Linked DNA regions of Mus musculus: region 2 is linked to region 1. The links are chromatin contacts, found by Hi-C or POLR2A ChIA-PET in ENCODE. All regions are on one chromosome and are shown on one strand. The core of a region is the stretch at or near the end of the contact, and the rest is flanking DNA. Distances in the headings are between cores, read along the strand shown.

Region 1 (7,211 bases), core at 2,018-4,517:
AATGTATGTGTGTGTCCCTCTGAGTTTAAATATGGCAAGATCATAGATGCAGTTATTTACTGGAACATTGATAACTAACCAAAGACCACCCCACTGAAATGAATGCTCCTCCCCCCCCCCAGTGGTTAGAGTCCATAAACTCTCCTGAAATAATTAATGTAACAGTAGAAAGACATTGGAGTCCATGCCTGATCATGTTTGTTTAGTTGATTAGATCTTGCATAGTCCAGGCTGGCCCATAACTCCTGTCTCAGCTCGAGTCCAGGGCTTCCTCATTGACAGTTAGTAGGATTGCCTCTCTCTAAGATTTGCCGTCTTTAGAACCAGCTCAGAGTCTGAAAGTGATGTTAAGAAATCAGAAATATTTTGTGTATTAAGCTACTGGAATACAAAAGACATGATGTCTTCCAGCCTTGGACTGGAAATCTTCCAGAATTGGGCCTGATGTAGTGGTACGTGTCCGTAATCCCATCACTGGGAAGAAAGGAGGAGTAGAGACCTGCCTGGGCTATGTAGTAAGATACCGTTGCAGTAAAACTAAACAAAATGAAGTGTCCAATTAGGAAGACTGGGGCTTTGCTGAATTTCAAAGCTGTTCAAGATCTGGAGGTCAAGGTCACCCTGGCTACATAGAGACTCCAGGCCTGCTGGGGCTACAGACTACCTTTCCTCTAAGTGGATAGTTAAACCAGTCCATTTCCCCCAAACGTCATTTTGCTGTATTTTCCAGAAGGCTAACGCTTGAAAGAGACCTTTGATTTCCAAAATTAGTTTTATTAGAGGGATTATAATATGTTGCTATGTGCCAGGCATGGTGGCGCACACCTTTAATCCCAGCGCTCAGGAGGCAGAGGCAGGTGGATTTCTGAGTTCGAGGCCAGCCTGGTCTACAAAGTGAGTTCCAGGACAGCCAGGGCTACACAGAGAAACCCTGTCTCAAAAAAAAAAAAAAAAAAAAAAGAAAGAAAGAAAGAAAGAAAGAAAGAAAGAAAGAAAGAAAGAAAGAAAAAGTTGCTATACACCAAGTACCCACCCCCATTTCTTTTTTGAAAAATTAAAATTTTTTTATTGCAGTTATTTATTTATTATTTATTTATTGTATGTATACTTATGGAGGTCAGAGGACAGTTCTCTTTATACACTGTGTGGGTCCCAGGTATGAAATTCTAGTTGTCACGCTTGGTGGCAAATGCCTTTACAATCTTTACAATGCTGAGCCTTCTTTCTGGCACCTTGGGGTAAAAATTGTTTTTTTAATTTATATTAAGAGTTCAATGACATCAGTGGTGGTGAAGTACCTTCACAGAGGTGAAACATGTATTTACTATTGGTCATTTATTGATTCATTTCACTAAGGTTTTTACCATGTGCCCTAGACCATTCTGAAATTTAATATCTTTTGTCCAAGTACTGGGATTATAGAATTTCAGTGTTGACGGTGGAGAGATGGCTCAGTAGTTAAGAGTGCTTGTTCTTGTCAAGTTCCTAGCACCCAAATCAGGCCACTCACAGCTCCAGGGCATCTGTCCTATGGAGCACTGGAACACAAGTAGCACACTCAGAGGGGTGGGGAGGGAGGGAGAGAGAATCTTACACTTGATTAAAAAGGAAAGAGCGGCTGTGTGTTCTGGTAGAAGGTCAGTCACTTAAATGACTGAGGGCCGAATTAATGATTTCATCCATCCATCCATCCATCCATCCATCCATCCATCTCTGCCCCAACGCGCTTAGCTTAGCTGAGCTGGCTCCAGGGGACATCCTGGTGATAGATGATAAGTTACCATCCATGGAGCGAAGCTTTGACTTTGCTTTCCCTGTCTTTATGTTTGCTGCATAGAAGGGGAAGCCTCAGTCACCACTTGGCTGGTGTGAATGTATACACAAGTCGGATAGTTTGAGGAACTGTGCAGAGGGAAGGCAGTTCATGAAACCTACCGTGATTCGTGGGATGAGGGTTAGATCAAGATCTTTTTCTTCTAGACTAGGAACCCAACCTCCCATCCATGTCAGACAGTACAAAGATTATGTTATATTGTGCACCTACTGTGTGCCCAGAATCTGGACCTCCACCCCCATCTCAGAACCAACTCTTTGCATATGAGATTGGCCTAGAGGCAATTCAACCCCGGGCTACGGGCCTAGTAGCCTCTCCTTGGTTTAGAGCAAATCTCGGAAGCTGTAACTGCAAAAAGGACCGGAGCGTCGCGGTTCTTGCCCGTAGAGGGAAAGGCGCCATGGGGACCAGGGGCCGGTCCGCAACCGGAGGCGGGATGTAGTGGGAGCCACAGCTGTCAGTGTCGCACCCAGGGACTGCGCCCCCGCGGGGCCAACCGGGCGCCAGGGTGGAGAGGAGGGGCGGCGAGGGGCGGGGCACGTGGGGCGGGACGGAGGAGGGGCGGTGGCACCGGCTGGCGGCTCCGGCTGGGCGCGCCGAGAAGTCCCGCTCCGAGAGCCGCGAGCGCCAGGAGTAAGGCGCGCTCGGTACAATCCGGGCAGCGAAGTCCAGAGCGCGAGAGCAAGGGTGGGAGAAAGGGGTGTCCTCGCGTCACTACCAGGGACCCCCCTTCTCTCCCTCAATCCAGCCCCGGGTAGCCGGTGGCGCTGGCGGCGGGCCGCCTGATGGAGTTCACTTGAGCCAGGAACAGGCGGGAGAGGCAGGCCGGAGCGGAGCTAGTCCTGCGCGCCCCGTAGCAGCTTCAACCACAGCTTTCCACACCGCAGGCGGGCAACACCCGCGGCAGATTGCGACTCCCGGAGCGTGTCGGTGCCACGCCGCAGCGGGCCCAGGACCCATCAGATCAGCCCGCGGCGGTGCCGTACCGGCGGCACCCGCTGTTGGGGAGCCCGAGGCGGCCGCCGGGGAGCTGCTTTCGCCTCTGCCGCCGTACGCCCTCCTCCTCCTCCTCCTCCTCCCTCTCCCTCCTCCCTCCCTCCGCACATGGTCTCCTTTGTCCTGTCGCCGCCGCAGCCGCCTCGTTCTTAGCTCCGCGCGCCGCGGCAGCGGCTCCCGGGCCGCTGCTCTTCAGCCCTGCCAGGTCCCCAGGGCGCACCAAGTTGAGCCTCTGGTTTAAGCCAGCCGGTTCCCCGCGCGCCCCGCAGGAGCAACCAGGAGAGCGCGCGGGCCGGGCCCCCTCCCCATCTCCCCGCCACCCGCCCGGGACTTGGCTGCGTTGGATGTGCGCGCGCGGCGTTGACTCCTGGCTGCCGTGGAGGAGCCGGGTGCTGCTGCTGCTGGCTCTGCTGCCGTTTAGGATCCGGTTCGGATTTGGTTCGCGTGCCTCAGCTTTGAGACTTTGGAGAGGAATTAGCAAAACACACAGACTTGTGGACCTAGCCGGGCCGGCTGGAGTTGGGCGTTTTCTCTGCCTTGGGTTTTGGTTGCTCTCTCCCGGTGGTGTGTGGTGATCCACCCGGAGAGAACCTGACGGAGGACTCAAACCATGAACTTGGGGTTGACAAGACCGCCGAACCCCTGGCGACCAGGTAATGTTGCCCCACCACCACCACCGTTGGGGGGATGGGGTGGGGTGGCTGGCTCGCCTGCGGTCCGCGGTTTCGGGGGAGGAGGCAGGGGTCGAGGGGTCTTTTGTTGCGGCCGCAGCCGGGCCAGGGTGGTAACGGAGGCGGGCTGCTGGCGTCTGGCGGGCCTGGCCTTCCTCCCCCACCCCTCCCCCGCTCCCCTTTGTACTTTCCTAGCTCCCTGAGCTGGCTGGGCTCGGCCGGTGAGCCGTGAGTGCCTGCCGGGGGAGGCCCTAGCCAACAGAGGCGATCCCACCTCCGGGAGTGAACCCATAGCTCCCAAGGGAGATCCGCTGGACTCCTAGGCTGGGAATGCCCGCACCGGCTCGGGCTAGGAAGGGCTCCTTGGAGCGGCGCTGCCTGCTGACGGGTCACTGTCCTTGGGCTGAGCTCCGGGTCCCCGCCCTCCCGCTTGTGCGCACGCGGAGCCCGGGGAAGCAAAGGAGAGCTAGCTGGTGCAGGAACTCACCCGCGCCTAAGTTTCTAAGAGAATTGTCTTTGCACCTTCTTCCTGCGGGTGCCGTTTTGGAGAGCTACCTTAGCGAATTGAGTTTTAAGGGGTTCCGGGTACAGCTTCAAACATCTGGGACCCACCCGTGCGCACGGGAATTTTTTATTTCTTTATTTTTATTTGTTTTAACCAAACTGCTTTACCCAACTTTTCCTTCTACGCCAGCTACAGCTTCTAGACCATAAAAAGTATTGACATAAAAGGCAAATAGTACCCACCCTGCCGTAAAATGCCCCAAAGAGCATGTTTGTCTGGGAATTTTAGGTTGTGCTTCTAAGTGTATATAAAACTCATCAAAGCCAATCGAGGTGAGGAAATGAAATAGCAACTGATATTAAATTCTGTGCGGCTAAAGGTAATGGTTGCTGGAGAGAAGCGGGAAGGCATCCATGCGTCTGCCACTAGATCCACCGCACCTGCAGTCCTCATTGCTAATTTAAAAAGAAAAAAAATTAGGGAAATGAACCAAGTTATAGAAAGAAATGCACTTTTTTCTTCTAAAAGCAACGAAATGAAAATGTCCCCACGATTAAGGCGCCCAGCGATATGTACAAACGATTTTTTAAAAATACGTGTGTATGTGGAGGGTATATGAAGAGATGAAGGGAAAACTTGCAGGAATCAGTGATCCCCTCCACCTTTAAGTGAGTATGGAGGATCCAACTGAGGTTGTTGCATTTGGCAACAAACCTATTTACCTGCTGAGCCATCACGCCCACCCTGTATGGATGATTTTTCAGTCTTGTTGAGTGAAGGAAAATTACTTGAGGACCGTTGAAGCAGCTACATGGAATCTGCACCTATCAAGGCTTTGCCTGGGAGACTTACTTGAAGAATTTGGACGAAGATGGTCCAGGAGGCCAGATGGAAGAACAAGGGACCTTTTTTATTTTTATTTTTATTTTTTAAACCAAGGCACCGAGACACATGTACCTTTGGTGTTTTTTTGCCTTTCCAAAGGAGGCCTTTTTGAGACACCCCCTGACTGTAAGCAAGGCACAGGAGACAATTCAACACTTTGTGACTGATGCCAGTAAATTGAAGGGCTCAAAAAGCTTCCATTAGAAGGCATCGCTCCAAGCATCTTGAATCTCCGTCAGACATATTTCCTTGACAACCATTGGTCACAGAATCATCAGGTCCTCAGGGTCACTTCATTATCTACTTGAGAGCATACTCAGAGCCTAGTGGTGCTCACAAAGGTGACAGAATCACAGGGGCTGCCGCCTACCGCCTAATCCAGCTCTGGCTCCCATACCTAGAGCCACGCAAATGCAGCCTTAACAAGTTGCTTCTCCCTCTCTCTTCTTGCAGTTTTGGAAGAGCAGCTAATTTTTTTTTTTTTCTTTTAAACCGATTTCTTTAGGCCCATTAGACTCACTGTAATAGAAAAACCCCAACATTTTTAACAGTTATTTTAGTTCTGTAACATAACAGAAGAGACAGAATATTGCTCTCGTGTGCATGTGTGTAGGTTTTTTTTTTTTTTTCCCCCTTTCTTTCAAAAAATATTAACTCCATTTTGGTTTTGAAGCCGAGGCTTGCTAGTGACCATTCTAAGAGTATTTCACATCATTTTAAGGACGATGAAAACTCTTTGAGTTGCCAAGTTTTAGACTGCAAGACTTAGAAAGACATAGAAATCTCATTATGATTTGGGAATAGTAACACCTTTGGTGCCACTGTGTGCTTTTTCAGATTCACGAGTCTCTGTGTGCAGTGCAGATCAGTGAGGCTTTGTAACTTAATATTCTTGAACTGTTTAATGCTGAACACCCTCCACGGGACCTTCTTTGTGGCTCATTTTTATGAAATGCTACTCTAATAATATAATTTTGTTTAGTGTTACTTATGATGTCAGGAAAAGCTCTGTGTATATTTTATTCTAACTGCAAAAGCAGAGGGGTTATCTCTGTAGGATTTTTCACGAGTGAATGCAATTGAATACTTATTTTGTATATTTTTTGCCCTTGAGCCTATTAATCCTCTGAACCACCGTATAGAAGGAAGATTAGAATAAAATAAATGAGAGCCAGCCATAATAAAAATAGGCTAGGTCTTTTTATATCCCTGGCCTTGTGAACTGGAACATTTCCCTCAGTTATACGCAGAAATGTTTCATCTCCATCAATGTGGCCTTGGAAAACTACATAGAATATCTTCTTTGTCCCCCAAAGCCAGCCCAACTTCCCTTACCCCTACCCCCCACATTTCTTTATCCCATATAGAGTGAACATTCTGTGCCTTGCTTTGTCAAATGTATGCATCTTGGTATAAAACATGAAAGATCAGAGTTTTCTCAGAGGGGTCACAGGTCAAACATAGCATGAGTGTGGCTTGACCATTGATTGACAGGTCGAAGTGGTATCTTCAAATAAGAAGAGTGAGCTTTCTTAATTTTTACCTGTTTTCCGCGTCCTAGAAAGAAGCAGTAAATCCTGCAATATTACCGTCTCTTTCATCAAACTGGCTCACCATTTCCTCCCTAGAACATTAGTATATAATTTAAGCTGACTTTATAGTCTTTCTGTTTAAAGAGGCGCATTGCCTTCCCTCACACCAGTATAATAACTAGCTGACATGATCCCTGAAAAGCATGAGAGATGGCAAAGTGACCAGGTTTTAAATAGGGTCAGCTCTCATCCAAAACACTGAGTTTGGCCCTGGTGACCGTGACAAACACTGAACCTCGGGATCATCAAATACATCTTTAAAATCAAATTCGTTTCTGGATATCCTGGCTGACACTTTGGTGAGGAAAAGCTTAATGTCAAAAATAACCAAAAAACAAAACAAAAACAAACAAACAAAAAAAAAAAACCACATTTCTGATTTGTAGAAGAAAATTGAAAAACAAAATCCGGTGTCAAAAATTTAAAAATAAATAAATTAAAAATTAAAAATAATGATCTGTCAACTGAATTAGAAAATCGTTTTGTGAATGAACTAAATTGCCTTGTGAACCATTTTGTAGAAATATGTTTTGCACAGATAATAATAAGGACACATTTTGAAAATCAGATTTTTTTTTTCTTCCTTCCCCCAGCAAATAGCTGCAGTGCAGGCCTTTCTGCAACAGTCAACCAGCACCACCTGATGGAGGATTTGGGGAAATCACTGACTCTTACATTCTTCCTAAAAATATAGTCAATTGATTTAAAATGATAGCAGCCGACAAGGC
Region 2 (6,933 bases), core at 2,068-4,567, 46 kb before region 1:
TGCATTTTGATAACCTGACCAATAACAATAATAATTATTATTATTATTACCATTACTACTACTACTACTACTACTACTACTACTACTACTACTACTACTACTAAAATACAATACAGTGCCATGAAAGTAGAACAGAAAAAGAAAAGACTCTCTGCTCTGCTGGTAGCTGCTAAAGATTCCCCCCCCCACCCCACCCACCCCACCCCGAGTCTGACCATTGCCCCAGGCTACCACCTTGGCACTCTGAACTGGGATGGCAGGTTTCAGATGGCAGTGGCCATCGGCTGCTGGTGCCCCTGACCACGTGTGCCGAGGCCAAGTTTCCCCACATTCATTTTTCACCATCAGCCTCTCTGTCTCACCGTCCTTACCTAATTTTTTTTTTCACTCCAAGCTGTAGCTCCATTATTTTGGATGGAAAACAGTCCTCTGGCTTCTGATCTCAGGCTTAAATAAAAATGTCCTCCTGTTCTCCGTGATATATTTGCTTATCGGATTTATTTAATGAAATATGGATTTATGCCATAAATATTGGAGTTGGTGTCGTCCATATTTCAATTAATGGATCATTTATATGTCATGCTAACTTTGTAATTACCGAAATGTAGAAATATAGTGGAGGGAAATGAATCTCTGATCTCCTTTACATTCCGCCCCCATCTGAGGTGTCGGCAAGAGGAGGAAGATTTAATGTGAGGTTTCCTAAAGAAAGGGCAGGGGACTGGAGAAGCAGGTTCCTCCAGCAGGGCTGGTGGAGATTTGTATAGCACTGTGAATTCCAAGCTCCTAACAGTGGTGTGCTCGCTGTCCTCAGAGAGCAGGAAGTGAGGTCGTGGCCAGAGGGTCTGGCCATCAATCTACCTCCAGGTCTTCATGATCATCATCTCTGTCTCGGTCATAAAGCACAAACTATTTTCCCTTTTGCCAAGTCTCAGGCTTAAATGGCTCTAAATATACATGAATATAGATTTCTCACTGCGTCCTGCTGCCGGAATTCACTAGGAACCCTCACCTGACCTGGGAGAGAGAAAATGTGTCCTCCATCCCCTGCGAACCAGCAGCCTGTCACTTGGCTTCATCTTTGGCAGAAGGTTCTGCCCTGGATGGTACCCTAGTGATCTCTCTTGCTCTCTCTCCGTCTCTCATCCCCGCTAGTTGCTAGCCAGAGAAATCTGGCAAGAGGTGCCCAGACAGTGACTCTAACTCATGTACATAATTCTATCAGAATACATCCAATGGTGGAGGAAAAATCATTGTTCTCTCAACTAGCTGAGCTGAAGCCCGAGCAGAAAATACTAAAGTCAGCCGTGCCTTTGAGCTGCCTCTAACAGCGCCCTTTGGAGACCCATTTCATACAAAATTTGAAGCCTGTGTTTATTGCCCATTAAAGCAACCTTTATTTTATGGCAAATGTTGCAGTAATTGCCTTTTACGAAGAGCACTTTGTAACACACATGCACAGTTGAAAGAAAACCACTCTGGTATTGTCTATCGGGACGTAATGGCGCAATTAATTTTACTCCATCTGTTCCTGAGACTTTAAAGGAAAATGGATTTTTTTTTTGAGCGCACTTTAATGAAGAAGATAAAGCGGCCCGGCTGGTGTCCCACAGGCTCTGCGCAGTAAGTTCAGATTATTGCTCAGTCTGTCAGAATGGGCCGCTTCCCTCAGCAGCCGACACAGCCAGCAACCCGCTCTGGCCCCTCGCCGCGCCATTCCCGATGACAAACTGCCAGCCAGCTCCCACAAAAGCACGATTAAAATGTCAGCACAGGATGACGAAGGGGCCAAGAGGGTCCTCGGAGACAAACTGTGTTCAGTATGAGTTAATACTTTACAGCAGGGCTGGGGCCCAGCTTGCTTGCTGGCTGCTCTCAGGCTGTTGGCTCGCCTCGAAGACGATGAAAGGGGCAGGGCTGGCGACTCGGTGGCAGGAAGGATGTGCCCTGCGCATGTCTGTGTGGCTGATAGGTGTGTCACACTTTGGAAGAGGTACCTGTGAGCTTAGACCACTGAATTTTGGTTCCCCTCAGTAGGTTCTTAGCTATAATGACGGGGTTGGGGGTTAGGGGTGGGGTTTGCCCGGAAGGACCCTGTTGCCATAAGCTTTGTCTTGGATGTTGTCAGCATCTTTCAAAGATCACAAGGGCTACTGTGAAGATGCCCAAGAGTGAAGCCATCCATCACAAAGAGATGGCTAGGCAAAGAATATGACCATCATCACCTTAGATTCCATATGCCAGAGTCTCTAGACTCTAATGAATAACTGAGGCAATCAAGGTTCCAACAGCATGATGTCTTTCTGCCTGCCTGCCTGCCTGCCTGCCTGCCTGCCTTCTTAACTCAGGGCCTTAGCTGAGTAGCTAGTTCCTTAGCTTGTTCCAGCCTTAGCTGGTTCCAAATTTGCTGAGTAGCTGAGGATGACCTTGAACTTCTAATCCCCCTGCTGAACCATGCCCAGGTAATGTGGTCCTGGGGATCAAACCCAGGACTTCATGCATGCTAGGCAAACACTCTGTCCATTGAGCTGTGTCTACAGCCCAGCACAATGTCTTGTATTGGCCTATCAGCAACCCCAGGCCACAGTCCAGTAACCCAAGCAGAAGACAAGCCAGGCAAACTGCATCCTTTCCCCTGTCTCCCTCACTACAGCTGTGCGACCACAAGGAAGCGATGAAAAGGCCAGGGATTTACATCTCTGGCCTCCTGCAGAGACCTGGTCTGCCATCCTCGCCAGGCAGCAGGTGTGAGCTGCTGCCATTGTCCCTAATGGTTATTACCAGCAATAAGCAGGACAAATGTGAGGTCATCTCTCCCGCTGGCAGGTCAGAGGGGGATGGATGGCAAGCCCCTTAGAGACTAGGAAATGAGATGGTCAGTATCCATGGGGGAAGTGTCTCCAAGGCCAGGCTGCAGCGATGCTAAGCAAAGGGCAGAGGGGAGGGGAGGTGGGACGGAAGACCTCTTGTAGTGTGATTCCAGATGTCCACTCCTACTCAAGAGCAGTCAGGGGTGACCATTGTTAGTGGGGAAGCAAGCCAGTGTACATGCGTGGTACCGACAGGGTAACCACAGGGAGGAAGGAGGGCCCAATGCTGCTGGCTGAGGTCAGGGGGAGTTGGTTTCCTCCTGGCACATCACCACAGGGCCAAAGCCTCACAAAAGGTAGTTGAGAGAAGCCCTGCTGGTTTCTAATTAAACTTCTCACCGCCCTTCACCCTTCGGTCATTTATCCGGGGAGGACTGCCAGGCTTTCTCACTTCCTGGCTGCTCTCTCCCACTCTTGTCTTGTGACTGCTTCTCTGATGGCGAGGGAGCCTCCCACAGTTCTCCTGCTTATCTTATGTCCTCCTCTCTCCCTCTTGCCATGGTTCCCACCTCTCTCCCTTGATCTGGCCTCTCCTCTTCTCCTCCCCCCCCCCCCCCCAGCTTTCTATCAGCCCCATCTCCTGAAAGTGTTTTCCTGGATCCTTCTGCCTTTTTATGGTTCTCAAAGGTTCTTCCTTCCGCCACCAGTTTTCCTGTCTTGAACATCACCTGGCTTTTAGGGTACAAACGGATGTCTTGGGGGCTACTAAGTACACAATAGCTTCACTGTCCTGAAACATCAACCTCTTAAAGCAACCAGTGTTCCATTACCATCTCTGCAGGGAGGTTACAAGGGGACCTTTAAGTTCCTCCATACACTATAAGGTTGCTGGAAGGAAAGACAGACAAGGGAATGGGAGACTCCTTTTAACGGTACTCACTCCTGTGTCTGCTTAGAAGCCTTTCAGGGACTCCCACTGACACTCTAGGATGCAAGGGAGTGAGCGAACTGTACTCTGCAGGAATCTTCTAGCAAGCTCTTTGCAGAGCTGGAGGGGGCAGTTGAAGGGAAAGTCACCCCAATTTTGCTCTACCCCTCTCTCTTCTGCTTGGATTTCCTCAAGAGTTACCTCCTATCTCCAACCACCATAAAGGTCTCTGGTTTTCTGCCTACCCATGCCACTGAGGAGGAATGCTGCTCTTTTTGTTATTTTATTGAGATTTGTTTATTTCATTTTGTGTGTGTGTGTGTGTGTGTGTGTGTGTGTGTGTGTGTGTGCTCACGTATGCAATGCTTGCTAAATCCAGAAGAGGGCGTAGTGTCAGATCCCCTGAGCTACAATGTAAGGACTGGGGACATAACTCCAAACTTGGATCTTCTGCAAGAACAGCAAGCACTCAGAACTGCTGAGCCACTTTCTAGCCCCCTCAAGAGAAATATTTTAAATTGATGCTATTTTAATAATCCAAATAGTAGGCATACATTTGGGCCAAGTTAACGAATGCAGGAAATAGGAGAAATATTGTACTAGCCATAACCCAGAGCCAGGGGAGCTAGGAAGAGGAAAGCATCCTGAAAAGAGGATGCTTCCCTACGCAGGTGGCATGCCCAGGGAGCATAAATAATGGACTTGGAGCTTTGAGGTAGATAAGCAGGCTCCATCGTGTCTTAACTGCTGATACGCAAGAGACAAATTCAGGGTCTTTTGTTAACTCTCAGGAAAGACAGTCTCCCCTTTCTTTTCTCTTTGCACAATGCCATGTCCTGAGAAGTGTGCTGAGATGAGGGTAGCACGCTGACGGTTTTTATTCCTGAGGGGAGACATGGAATGGGGAAATATCACACCTCTAACCTGCATGTTTTCCTGCAAGACTCCATAGCGTTGAGGAACTGGGCACAGAGGCCTCTTGAATACTCCTTAGTATGGTTTTGCCTGAAGAGGGCGAGACGTTCATTCTGCAGTGTCTTTCATTTTAAAGTGTATGTGTGTAAAGTGTGTGTGTGCATATGCGCATGCATGTGTGTACTCGTGTGTATCTTCCTTTGTGCCTGATCGTGTGCACATGCACATGCATAGCATGCATGCTTGCAGAGACTAGAAAAGGATGTTGGTGGTACTTCAGGGGCGGAGTCACAGTGTTATGGGTATCTGTCAGGTGTGCTGGACTGCTAACTAACTCTTTGGTCTCATGATTGAACAGGAAGAACTTTTAACCACCAAGCCAGTGATTTTCAACCTGTCGGTCATGATCCCTTTAGGAATCAAACGGCCTTCTCACGGGGGTCAAATAAGAGCCTCAGAAAATACATGTATTTACATTACAATTCATAACAGTAGCAAAGTTACAGTTATGAAGTAGCAACAAAAATAATTGTATGCGTTAGGAAGGTTGAGAACCACTGCACTCAGCCATCTTTCCAGCCCTCATTACAAAGAGTTTCTATTCTCCTCCTCCAGCCCCAAGAAGCAACAAGCCTTAATGATGTGTAAAGTGGCTTGAGTACAGATCCCTGTGTCCATATGCAAAGCCGGAGAATATTTATAATATCAGTGCTGGGAAGGCAGAGACAGGAGGATTCTTAGGGCTTGCTGGCCAGTCGGTATAACCAAATTGAAGATGTTTAGGTCAGTGGGAGACTTTGTCTAAACAAATAAAGGTAGAAGATGAGCCAGGAAGAGGACCCCCCGGCCCCCTGTGGACTTCAGATATCCCCATGCATGGATGTGCACATGCATGCTTGTGTACACACACACACACACACACACACACACTCACTCACTCCAAAATGACCCACAAACCACATAACTCCATGGCTTTTGAATGCACTGCATCATAAAACCAGCTTCCCATGACTTCCTCAAGCAGTAAACCCCCAGCTTGGGACTGGGGGACGCAGCCCTGGGTCTTTAATGGACTACAGCTGAGGCAAGTTGAAAAGAGGGAGGGCTGTAAACCTCAGAGCAGGCCTCACCAATGCCGCCCACCGTGGCAGAATGATTCAAGAGGCTCCAAACTTTGCCTCATCAAGTCGGAGAATTCTGTGCAAATGAACTTTTCAAGAATTATGCCGCCGTTGGCATTACAGTATTACACGCACGCCCGTTCCCGATCACTCACTGGAACTTATTTTGTAGTTAACCTCCATAAAGGACTGCGAGAGCGAGCCCAGGCCTGTCACACACACGTTATTTAGAAGCCCTTATTATTATTTTATTGCTAGTCCTTGACAGCTGAGGAAAAGCCAAGCGCTTTAATCTTTTTTTTTCCCCTCTCCCCCTTTAGTTTACAGTGTAAGAGCTCTGTGTAAGATGGATTTGATTAATATGTAACAGAGATGCAATTCTCGGTAAAATGTGCTGTACGTTAGCACCCCGGAAAACAAACTGCAGCACAATGGCTTAAATCTCAGTCCATTGTATTATATAGACATCATAAATAATAGAGAGCAGGCAGATATTGCTGCTGGCTTCATCTGCATAACACATCTGAGCTCTCCGTAATGCGTTCAGCTTGTCACTTTTAGTGCAGAAAAGAAGCCGTAAAGCTAACAGCTGACTAACACACATCGGCTCTACTTCTCCTTCCAGAGGGGGGTGAATGCTCATTAAGACATCTTAGCCCTGACTTTTAAAATCCATAACTCTTACAAATGTAAAAAAGTTGCCACGAAAGATTAAGCGCATAATATATGTCAAATGTATAATTTTTTTTCATGCCTCTTCACCAGCAGCCAGCAATCCCTGCTGCCACCGATATCACCGCCACGCCAAAACCCTCCCTTCTTTTATAACCCTTACCCTAAAGGAAAGAAAATATAAAATGCCCAGGTTTCAGATAAAACCAGATGAAATATCATGTTCATGACCAGTGTAAGCAGTAGTATATTTTTTTCTTTTTATTTTTCTTTCTTTCTTTCTTTCTTTTTTTTTCTCTTAAGGATCCCGCATTACCTAGGTTAGCCTTAAATTCACTAAGCTGTCAAGGATGACCTTGAACTCCTGAGCCTCTGCCTTCACCTCCCGAATTCTGGAGTGAGAAGCGTACACAGGTTTATGTGGCACTAGGGCTAGAACCCTGGGTTTTGTGCACGCTGGGCAGGCACTCTGCCAACTGAGCTACAT

Evidence for each region. A loop is a pair of places that touch in the nucleus more often than their neighbours do. ChIA-PET counts read pairs that join two places held with the same protein, here RNA polymerase II (POLR2A).
Region 2: a loop to region 1 is called in a map of heart, with 2.1 times the contacts of the local background. The contact joins two enhancer-like sites. A Hi-C loop is called at or near these places in 6 of 37 maps with a recorded cell type or tissue (gastrocnemius, heart and left cerebral cortex). POLR2A ChIA-PET finds 5 or more read pairs at or near these places in 2 of 5 experiments (both embryonic stem cell).

What each region holds. Positions count from the first base shown.
Region 1 is chr5:131,533,932-131,541,142 of GRCm38, reverse strand. The region is part of intron 5 of Auts2 (autism susceptibility candidate 2); the gene reads left to right. Among named protein-coding and RNA genes, the nearest start is that of Gm29681, 120 kb to the right of the region's middle. Within about 2 kb of position 3,267, at least 1 of the 3 ENCODE cell types and tissues checked has a DNase peak (open chromatin) inside an H3K27ac peak, as active enhancers do; it is heart, where a contact is called at or near this core.
Region 2 is chr5:131,580,680-131,587,612 of GRCm38, reverse strand. All of the region lies in intron 5 of Auts2 (autism susceptibility candidate 2), which reads left to right. Among named protein-coding and RNA genes, the nearest start is that of Gm29681, 170 kb to the right of the region's middle. Within about 2 kb of position 3,317, at least 1 of the 3 ENCODE cell types and tissues checked has a DNase peak (open chromatin) inside an H3K27ac peak, as active enhancers do; it is heart, where a contact is called at or near this core.